Regions from separate parts of the Homo sapiens genome. Here all the other regions are linked to region 2. The links are chromatin contacts, found by Hi-C or POLR2A ChIA-PET in ENCODE. All regions are on one chromosome and are shown on one strand. The core of a region is the stretch at or near the end of the contact, and the rest is flanking DNA. Distances in the headings are between cores, read along the strand shown.

Region 1 (3,482 bases), core at 847-3,346, 49 kb after region 2:
AAAAAGTCAGGAAACAACAGGTGCTGGAGAGGATGTGGAGAAACAGGAACACTTTTACACTGTTGGTGGGACTGTAAACTAGTTCAACTATTGTGGAAGTCAGTGTGGCGATTCCTCAGGGATCTAGAACTAGAAATACCATTTGACCCAGCCATCCCATTACTGGGTATATACCCAAAGGACTATAAATCATGCTGCTATAAAGACACATGCACACGTATGTTTATTGCGGCATTATTCACAATAGCAAAGACTTGGAACCAACCCAAATGTCCAACAATGATAGACTGGTTTAAGAAAATGTGGCACATATACACCATGGAATACTATGCAGCCATAAAAAATGATGAGTTCATGTCCTTTGTAGGGACATGGATGAAATTGGAAATCATCATTCTCAGTAAACTATCGCGAGAACAAAAAACCAAACACCGCATATTCTCACTCATAGGTGGGAACTGAACAATGAGATCACATGGACACAGAAAGGGGAATATCACACTCTGGGGACTGTTGTGGGGTGGGGGGAGGGGGGAGGGATAGCATCGGGAGATATACGTAATGCTAGATGACGAGTTAGTGGGTACAGCGCACCAGCATGGCACATGTATACATATGTGACTAACCTGCACAATGTGCACGTGTACCCTAAAACTTAAAGTATAATTAAAAAAATAATTAAAAAAAAATAAAAATACCAAACACTTCACTGCATTTTTCCTAGACCTTGGTCAAATTATTTTACTTAATGATAGAAGTTTGAGATAAACACACAGTTTGGTTATAAATGAAATCTTGCTTCAATCTCTGAAAATTTCTGTGTTGGAAAAAAAAATTCTCTTACAATCTGATGTTTTTCTGGGCATATGTTCTGTCCATTCAGTTAGTGGGCTTAGTTATTAAAGACAGCTGTGTCTATTGTTTATGAATATTATGGATGCTGAAAACCTAATAACAAAATCCAAAATTCTCAAGAGTCCCCTCCCTCTCCTGTTGTTGAACTTGACACTGAAAAGAAATGCATTTCCCATCAATGTCAAAAAAGAGTCACTCCTAGCATTTGCCAATCACATTCATCACCCCAACTGGTGGGGAAAAGATCCCTAAAGTCAACACAGCCCTATAATCCAATATGTGAAAGGACACTAAACACTTGTTTAATAAAATGACAGCATGAAAAAAATTAAGATATATATCAGTATGAATAATGTAGTGAGAGTAATTTTTCATATTCGTTTTGAAATTAAAAAGTAACTTTTCTATTATTAAATGTTAGTTCTTAAAATATGACCAAAAGATACTCCTTCATAATGAGTAACTGCTTTTGTTAACGCTTGACTACATTACACATTTATATCTAATCAAGTCAGAAATGAAACTGGTACCTCCTCCTTTTGCCTAAAGAGAATGGCATGGATAAACTATAGTTTTCCTTTTTATTCATTATGAATATCAAGTTTTTTTCTGCTGTTTAATTCTAGCAATAGTCAGAGGTTTAAGAAGTCCTCACATAGTTTTGTAATTTAACATCTGGAACATAATGTGGTTAATCATGATCACATTGTCTGACTCTGTGTATCACAGAGAACAGAAGAGAGGCACAAGAGGAAAAAAAAAAAGTAGTAGGATTCTGTGATAGACATGTTTGACACTGGAGCTGACTCCTGGTCACTTATACCTGCCATGGGGCCCCTTATATGGAAGGTGCACCCAGATCAAGGAGGCCGTGTCCTCTCCAAACAACAAAGTCTGCTCAGTATTTCAAGTTGGCTCTTCTAAACCACAGCTCGAGATCTTAGGTGGATTTCAGAAGGATGAGTCACTGCGTATGACTCAGTGTAGGCTCAGAGATGGGCTTGAGAAGGGAATGTTGGATGGTGCAGAGGAAGTACTCTTCTCCTTGTGTGTTTGTGGTTCAGCATCCTCCAATCTTCAGAGAGGATTGTGGCTCCCTGAGATGCAAACACATCGCGGCTCACACACCAAACAAGTGGTACCATTTAAAATTCCACTCTGAGGGAATGGTGGTAATTGAAGCCATTCACAGGCCCACAGGAGCACTGCCACCCTCCAAATCGAACATTTGAATGACATTTAAAAGGTGCCAGAATGTGTAATCAATTCATTCAAAAGATATTTCCTGAATATCTAGTGTGTGCAAAATTCTGGGATAGTTATTTGAGGAGAGACCAAGATAGCAATGAAAATGACTCATGGTACTTTACTAATACCAGGCTATCGTGCAGAGCGCCTGATGGGAATGGAAGAGGGGAAGCTCAAGTAGGACCAGGGACAGGGAAGTGGAAGCAGGCGGGGAAGGAGATGGAACAGAAGGGCACAGGAGGGGAGGGGAGCCACGAAGCACAAACAAACAAAGGAGCAGGGAAAGCCGCAGGCCCAGAGGTACCAAACTGGTTTTTTAAATGAAGTTATCTGGCTAATAATGGACAAAAAGATCAGAAAGTTCTGGAAATGTCCTAAAGTACTCTGAGACTAATATTTTATCCTATTTTGTTGACTAAAAAGGATATTTCTTTTATTTTCATTAATGAATATTTCCATTCTCGTCCTCCCACAACACAGAATGATACATTCTTAGACTTGCTGTCCCCTGAGCTCACCCCCCGTTCCATCCTCTTCACACAGCTACTCTTAAGTCTCCTTACCAGCTTTTTGCAATGGTTGTGGTTGGAGCCTCTTCCTCTACAGATTTATCATGAATCTTTCATGTAACCATGCTCATTAAAACCATGAATATTTTCCTACTGCCTTCAAGATGGGCATCAAGACCAAAGTAGGAAGGTAGAAAAGTTCTAGATTGTATAACTCATTTTCAAGAACATGGATACTCAAATCAACAGCTATAAGACTAGTTATTTAGCCAAATATTCACTGTTTCCTATGTGTAAGACACTGTACTCAAGCTGTGAGGTACATTATCCCTGTCTACTAGGACTTTAAAATTTGAAACCCAGAACAACATCCTAGGAAAAGTAGAAAGAGATGGGCAGAGGAGCCCAAATGAGAACCAGACTTGGAGAGTAGGGGGATTCTGGATAGTTCTCTTTCTGAGCCAAGAAGGAAAGAGAGAAGACTAGGGAGGTTAGGAGGCTGCAGAGCCATGAGTATGAGAGGAAGCACTATAGAAACTCAAAAGAATGAGTCATATCAATATGGGAGCAGGTACAGAAGGTCGCAATCTCAAAACGAAGGAGTTAGAGATGGAAAAGAAGGAGTTTAAATAATGAAAAGTCTTGGACAAAATAAATGTGGGAACTGACAATGCTGACTCACTTTTCTATTTTTTAATATATTTGGATCAAGATTTGAGGGGTAAAGATTGGAAGAAGACATGGGATTTTAGCAAACTATGCAATTATCTACCATGCCATATGCATACTAAGGTCAAATGGCACACAAAGCAGTTTCAGTGTTTTTAAACGCATCTTAACATATCTAGCCGAGGATTAAGATCCTTCATA
Region 2 (3,716 bases), core at 361-2,860:
AATTATTATTAAATAAATGACATTTAATTTCTCTGTGTAGTCCCAAATGTCATATTTCAGGCCTAATGTGACTACAACACACCTCACCAAAAAAGCTAGTGTTTCTAATGCTTTCCTAAGGAAAAGATAGCCAAGAAGCTCGATTTAAATCCTGGTCTTATGGCTTGCGATCTGAGTAAGTTCACATCCACTTATTTTTTCTTCTTCCTGCACCCATGTCTAGTTAGAAGGTGAAATTCAAACCAGACAATCCAATGTTTTCGTCTTATTCGCCCTCTCCTTTTGTCATAGGCAAATTATAAGCGCTGATGGACAGCTTCAGGAGCAACTTTCGGTGTTAATGAAGTAAGAAAACTGTCTTTGTTGCCAACAGGTCTTTTCAGGGGCGCTATGCCAGTCTTGCTGGCCAGCACCAACCCCTTAAGTTGAAGTTCCCACTAAGCTGTGGGACTTGGCCAGGCACCCTCTGGCCCAGGCTACAGAGCCCTGCAGGGACATCAATGTCCTCTCATGGTCAGCTAGATGACTCCCAAAGAGTTTAACCATGTTTGCTATATTTCAAGATTCTTACAGAAAAATGCCTCAACCGGTCTCGGTGGAGGGGTTACAGAGCAGGCACTGTGAGGCCTCAGCCTGTGAATAGCACAGCTAGATGCCTTCTTTCTACAGCTGCACAAGTGAGCAGGTCCAGCCTGGCTATAGAGACAGTGTTAAACTTCAACTGCATACAGCGGCAGAGCCAAAGATCATAATTTCATAAAGCAAATATTAGATTATTAAATAAATACATGATGGAAATGTCTTTACCATAGTTCCACTAATCCCTTTTTTGTTTGTTTGTTTTTAAGAGACAACTTGTCTCTCTCACCCAGGCTAGAGTGCAGTGGCGCAATAATAGTTCACTGTGACCTCAAACTCTCAGCCTCAAGCAATCTTCGTGCCTCAGCCTCCCAAAGCACAATTACAGGTGTGAGCCCCACTGCCCAGCCACTAAACTCCATTTGAAAAGGGGATTTGGTTATTGTGTTTGCTTAAGTCTCATTTTTAAAGGTAAAATTGGCCTCATCTTCCCCTTGGAGTCCTTGATCTTAGCTCTTCCTGCCACTTAGCTGAATGGCAGTTTTCCTTGTTTGTTTGTTCATGTGTTTGTTTTCTTTTACGTTTTTTCTTTGAAAAAGAAAGAAATTCTTCTCCTTCCACCAACTCAGGCTTTCCACTCAGGCAGACACACAAATCACTGATGAAAGACTGCGATATTGTTTGAGGCAAATTCCAACTGGTTCTGGGTGTCCACAGCTATTTTACTTTCCTCTTTGTCTATTTTAGAATGAGGAAGATAAGCCCACCCTATAGGCCCAAGCTCAGATGAGATCTCTAAACAAATGCCCTGGGAACCGAGAGGAGAGGCAAAGCTCTGGAAGTCTGAGTAGATTTGCACCCCTAGATTGTGTGGTGTGTGGAAGCAGGTGCTGAATGATAGCTGGACTCAGTGATCTGCCCCCAGCAAGGTCTTTCCCCTTCCAGGGCTAACTGAGCTGAAACTGGAGGAGAGGCGGGGCCTGCTGATAAGGGCCCTGACAGCCAGCTCCTGCCATGCCTCTGAGCCTGGGTGTTCCCTCTCTGAAACGATCAATAAATAAACAAGTAAATCCACAGGAGAACACCTCCTAATATTTCAGATTCCTGGAGACCTTGCAGACCACCCTGGTAGGATGTTTCTCAACTGCTGCCCAGAAACAAACAAACAAAAAAAAGTGAAAGGAAGAAAATGAGCCCTTTTCCTTTTCTTGCCATTTTTATCAAAGTTCAAACTTTCATCATCACGGAAGTAGTCAAAGCTGTTACAAGCCTACTGCTGACACATCAAACGCTTTATCTACAGCCTGGCCCGCTTCCAGGCAGATGAAAAGAACAATCATTTAGAACTCACACCTCCTATGAGTTATGAGCCATTCCTAAAAGGAAGGAAATAACACCATTATGCAGGAGAAAGGGCATTTTTTCATGTTCCCCAGGCTATCTACATCACAACAACATTGGATAGGCACTAAGAAGAAAGCCGAACGGAGGCCTTTGACTGCTCAAGACTTCTACAAATACGGAACTGCAGAGACAGAAACCCAAGACATCACCAATGAACTGTTTTCCTAAAACTTTCTGTTGACCTTTAAGTTCTGGCTACCTAAAATAGTTTATATTGTTTTATTTTGTTCCCACAATGCTTCATATGGGTTTATCGTTTGTCCCAAAGTAGGTTGAAGGTTCACAGAGGGCAGAAGCCATATTCATTAATATTTCTTCTGTCTTCCACAGTGCCTAGCCACACAGTGAGGCCAGAGTAACATCAGAAGTGTTTGGTTTTCAGTTAAACACCTTCTTGTTGGGTTGTCAGTTAAAGCTGAAAATAACTCAAAAATGTTTGTGCTCCATTGAGGTTTCTTGAGGTACAAAAAATATCTGTTATCTTGACATGAATGACTCTTAATTAAGATATACCTGAATCTCTCTCACTGTATTGACAAAATTATACTTAGAAGTCTTTGAGGTTTTCCTTAGTATGCCTGAGCACACTACGGAAAAATAAGATTACATTTAAACTTCATTTTCATTTCTAAATAGCAATTGAAGTCACGGCATCCTTTTTGTTCACCCTTTCAATATACATTTGAGTTTCTGTATGTCAGACACTATGGTCTTTAAATGAAATAAATCCAAAATATCTATTTGGTATCCATTGTTATGTGCAGTTCTCTAATTTGTATCAGGTGGCAATTTCCTAAAATTTTAACAAAATCTAAAATGTTGTAAGTACAATGTCATGAAGTTCTATAGTAAACACTCCGTGGCCTCCATCAAGGAACACTGCGCAGAGAGACTAGAGGTTTCCGGCACTATTCATTCAAACTCATGATGCTCCTGGGTATTGGTCTTGTCAAACAATTTTAAGTTTGTGTTTTGAGACAGGCTGCAACCCAATCTTGGCAAGCTCTTGGGACTATCCTAATCTAGGCCATATATGATCAAAGAAAAACAAGTGTACAGTCTGTTGGCACCAGCTGTGGTGGGGGGTCCCAGCATGAGCCAAAGCTAGTGTTCTGACATGTCTGGGCAGGTCCAGTGAAAGGGAGAGGTTCACTCATCGGCTTCTCCTGAGAGAAAATCCACCCTGAGGGAGGAAGAGATGAACAACAAGAGAATCACCTACTGACTGAGCCTGACAGAAGGAACATGCTATCACCAACATAACTTGGCATCTGTCACTCACATCATCCCAAGTTCAGTACCACAGATGCCTGTATTCTCCTAGAGGAGAAAGAATACTGAAAGTAAAAGCACAAAAGAATTGTTTAACTAAAATCTTTGTGAGATTCAAGTATAGGCCCTACTGATTTAGGTGTCCTATAATTGAGTAGAACACAGAAAAAGGAAAGTGATATTGGCCCTTGCCACTTCAGTGGAGACTTCCATACTGCTTTGTCATCTGAGGCCTCCAGGACACTAGCTGAAATGTGCAAAGATGGTGGAAGTAGTGGCTGTGCCAGGCTGAGAACCAAAGTGCTTGGAAAAATGGTGGCAACATCAAACAGAGGGCACAACAGCAGACAGACATGGCAGAAGAGGGAATCTTTTCCGGCTCAGGAAAGTGGTATTTCCTCTATCATGAACTCCGACTTTCTAGGAAGGCTCTCCATCTTCCTACTGAAAGATGATCTATG
Region 3 (3,841 bases), core at 466-2,965, 33 kb before region 2:
AGTTAACCTGGCTTCCAGCTTTAAAGCCTCCTTGGAGCTTGGCAGTCATTGAGCATATTATTGCTTTGAAGAGTCTTGTGTTTGAATCCTGATTTTGCCACTTAAGGCTTATAAAATCATGCACAAACTACCTACATAACCTCAATTTGTTTGCCTATAACATGACTCTAAGAACAATTACCTTGCCGGGTGATTATAAAGATAGCATTGCAAAGCTGCCTAGAACATAAGAGATACTCAGAGTAGTCATTATTCATTTGCTTATTATAAATGTTATGCAAGTCTAGCAAATAGTTATCTAGTGCTGGCTAAAATGGGGTTGAGTAAGACTGTAATGAACTTAGAAAGTATAGATTTGTTGAAAAGACAATGTAAATTGAGGTAGTCTATAAAAGACATAAAATACAGATTTGGGGCTAGAATGAAGTAAGCCTTCTAGGCCAAAAGAAGAATGTAAATAAAGTCATGGACATAGATAAGAGGGCAGCTTATACAAGAAGAGCAGGAGGCCAATCGCACCAGAGTGCAGAGCTGCTTCGGGAGATACAAGACACCCAAGTTGTCTAAATAAATTGGCCTGAGATTTACTGCCAGCCTGAGAAGTTTAAATGTATTCCAAACAACCAGCATTTCTTGATGTGTTTCCTGTGAAACATCAATCCTGCCTGTTGCTCTGCCAAAATAAGTAGAAATTAAAAAAAAAAAAAAAAAAAAGCTCTGCCGCTCAAATTAGTTTGGGAGGCACTCTATACTCCAACCTCTTTCACCATGCACGTCAGCATATTAAGGGCTCTGAGAATTCTGCAGTAAGAAAACACATTTAAGTTTACTTGACCCAGCATTTCCTGAGTGTATTTAATCACAGAACCTTGTTTTGAAAATATTACTCATCATTATCCCTCAGCACTAGTGTTTTATAAAACAAACTCTGGGAAACCGCAAGGGAAGGAAGCTGGTGTAGGTTTCTGTGAAAGCTAAGTTTGGGTTCTGACAGGGGTGTGCAAAAAGGGGTGAAGGAGAAGAGAGATGGAGATTACATGCAAGCAATAGGATGAGTGTCCGGCTGCCATGGGAATGGCAAGGAAAGTATTTATTTGAAAAACATCACAAAAAGACAATCAAGCAAACCTGATGATTGATTAGCAACATGGGGGAGAAATGCCAAAAGTATGAGAAATAACATTAAGGCTCAAATCTTGTGCAGCTGGGATATGGGGGTGCCAGAATTCAGTCAACAAACAGGGATTGGAAACAGCCATTAGCCCCTCCATCCAACTCCCAGCTCAAATAATTGGGGGAATCAAAGGTAGAAACTATTAACAAAATTCAAATGCAATACTTTGAAAGAACATGTTCTCCAAGAAGCTGAGATCTACTACATTAGCATCTTGTTAAGAAGTGATATGTTAAGGACCTCAAAGCTTAAACAAATCTGAAACCAGAGTGAGAAAGTACAGAAAGGGCACCATGAAAGTGGAGCTGTGGGTTTACAAGATGAAAAAGCAAAAAGTAAAACAACAGATACTTGCACTAAAGAAGGATATGGAAAGTCAGAGAAGAGGGGTGTAGCAATGAATGAGGGCAGAGAGTACTAACGCGGAAGGGAACAGAGATAAGAAGAAAGAATGACAGCATTCATGAATATGAATTTCACATCAAAGGGCCATGCAAAGCACAGCTAATGAGTCATCTCTCCATACTCCCAGCAAAGGTTACAACTGAAGTATTGTAACCTAAGAGACTGAAGAGGTTAAAGTGACCTCATAAATGTAGGTACATTTTTAAAAAGTAAGTAAATACAACTGCTTGTAAGTAGAAGCCACTAGTCATGTATAAAAGAAAGTAACTGGCAAACCTCATATCTGTTTGGAAGTGAACCTCCAAAATGAATACAAATGTAGTCAATAGAGAACAGAGAATAGTGCATAAAAGTTTGGGCTTTGGAGTCTCGTAGGCCAGTGTATTAGCTGACCACAAACTATTTAATTTCTTTCACCCTCAGGCTAATGACAGCTTCTAATTCATAGGAACATGGTAAGGATTAAATGGCAAAATGGAGAGCATTTATCACAATACCTGACTGATATGGACTAATGTTCAATAAGTCGCTGTTAGTTATAGGAGCAATTGCAGAGGCAGCAGAAGTAGCAATTTTTGTTGCTTTTATTTTGCTCATAGGAGATGTGACCTCCAAAGAGGAATAAATCTGCCTCAGCTCTGCATATAGTAATGTATAATTAGTTATACAGTACTTCCCACCAAGTGTATTTTTTAAGTTTCACAGCTTGGGGTTTCTATTGTTCATTTGTTTTGTCGTTTAGCTGTATTTTAGGTGTATCATTACCAAGGAGTTTCCGTCACACATACCCTCAGTCAAAACTGGATACTTGCAATTTTCCTGAGATTCAACATGGCAGCCTTGGCTACATTGTACCAGATGTCTAATAATGAATTCGCATATCTTTTTCTATATAAAATGCATTCTTTTGAAATTAAGCAAGAAACTAGCTTTTAATTGAACTATGTCATAATGCTACACCTATATTAAAAATAGCTTTCCCAAGCAAAAATCCAGGGAGGCCTGTAGAATGAATACTGGATTAGGAGATTTTTAAAAATATGCAAGTCCTCATCCCAGCTCATTCAGTTAGTACTGCTGTGAGTCTCAGTTTCCTCACCTGTGAAGTGAGAGGTCTAACCTCATATTAAGGTCCCTTCACTTACAAATTTCCTGATGCTAAAATGGTGATGAGCTCCAAAGGCAGGGCAACTCTGCTCTTACCCATTCCTGGTGGAAATTATATACAGAGTTATTTCAAGTTCAAAACTATGTGTACTTAAAAAGAAAATTTGGGGAGATCTTCACTTGACCCCAGTAACTTGAATTACCACGAGAAAAAAAAACTGGAAAAACTAGTAGACATGGAAAACAAACAAAATGGAAAACCAAGCCAGTTTGTCAGTGAGCTCAGAGCATACCAACCACCACTTCTCTGTACTTGAGCAGAAAGACGGAGATGCCACAGTAGAAGAAAGCCTGGGGACTTGAGTCTCCATTTCCAACCAGGTGTGGTTGGAGGGACAACACTGTTAATTGGAAATTCCTCTTAAGGTCCTTCGCCAGTCTCCAATGCTTACAAGTTGTAAAGCCCTCCAGACCTTCTCTTCCCCTTCTTAACTTCAACTGGTTATCAAACTGTACAAAATGACAAGGAAGCTAAGGGAAGTAATTCCAGACCAAGCTTTCGGGCCAGCTACCTGGTTGGAATTCAGGCTCCACAACTATCTTGAGCGTCCTTCTTAACCTCTAAGCCTCAGTTCCCTCAACTGTAAAATGGAGCTAACAGCACTATTTGACCACAAGACGGCTGTGATAATCAAATGAAACCAAATGAGACTGCCCAAGATAGTGTTTAGAGACGGCAGATGCCAAATAAATATTAGCTGCTGCTGCTGCTGGTGGGTACTACTGTTGTTATTATTGCTATTATTGTTATCTGTGGATGATGATGGTGGTGATTGTTAATTCATCAAATAATCACTTATCAAGGACTTACTGAGTACTAACACCCTGTGGGAATTGACAATAGGTGGTAGAGAAAAGGTGATTCCTAATAACTTCAGTCTCCTTCAACTCTGTACTAATTTACAGCAAGAAAAATTAAAGTAACAGTATCCCTTAGAGCAGAACAGCATATAAAACAGAAGACAGACTGATTTCCTCATGCTCCTTCCAGCGTGGCTTCTACCGGTGTGGGATCTCCCAGCCACCATGTGTGGTACAGTGGGTTTTATTTGCCACCCCTGTCTGCTGTTTGGGCCTGAGGAACAGTGTCAAGCC

The links. Hi-C counts contacts between places; a loop is a spot of excess contacts on that map. ChIA-PET counts read pairs that join two places held with the same protein, here RNA polymerase II (POLR2A). Pooled maps may share reads with other maps.
Region 1: a map of Calu3 shows a loop between it and region 2 (4-fold over the local background). The contact joins two enhancer-like sites. A Hi-C loop is called at or near these places in 2 of 168 maps with a recorded cell type or tissue (A673 and Calu3) and 2 of 50 pooled maps. POLR2A ChIA-PET finds 5 or more read pairs at or near these places in 2 of 52 experiments (AG04450 and HCT116).
Region 3: a map of endothelial cell of umbilical vein shows a loop between it and region 2 (6-fold over the local background). The contact joins two enhancer-like sites. A Hi-C loop is called at or near these places in 3 of 168 maps with a recorded cell type or tissue (A673, Calu3 and endothelial cell of umbilical vein) and 1 of 50 pooled maps. POLR2A ChIA-PET finds 5 or more read pairs at or near these places in 4 of 52 experiments (AG04450, BJ, activated CD4-positive, alpha-beta T cell and 1 more).

Annotation. Positions count from the first base shown.
Region 1 is chr7:33,985,813-33,989,294 of GRCh38, reverse strand. The region is part of intron 6 of BMPER (BMP binding endothelial regulator); the gene reads right to left. Among named protein-coding and RNA genes, the nearest start is that of BMPER, 82 kb to the right of the region's middle. Within about 2 kb of position 2,096, at least 5 of the 41 ENCODE cell types and tissues checked have a DNase peak (open chromatin) inside an H3K27ac peak, as active enhancers do; they include A673 and HCT116, where a contact is called at or near this core.
Region 2 is chr7:34,034,330-34,038,045 of GRCh38, reverse strand. All of the region lies in intron 6 of BMPER (BMP binding endothelial regulator), which reads right to left. Among named protein-coding and RNA genes, the nearest start is that of BMPER, 130 kb to the right of the region's middle. RefSeq lists an enhancer at 2,448-3,647. Within about 2 kb of position 1,610, at least 11 of the 41 ENCODE cell types and tissues checked have a DNase peak (open chromatin) inside an H3K27ac peak, as active enhancers do; they include A673 and HCT116, where a contact is called at or near this core.
Region 3 is chr7:34,067,690-34,071,530 of GRCh38, reverse strand. All of the region lies in intron 11 of BMPER (BMP binding endothelial regulator), which reads right to left. Among named protein-coding and RNA genes, the nearest start is that of BMPER, 160 kb to the right of the region's middle. Within about 2 kb of position 1,715, at least 3 of the 41 ENCODE cell types and tissues checked have a DNase peak (open chromatin) inside an H3K27ac peak, as active enhancers do; they include A673, where a contact is called at or near this core.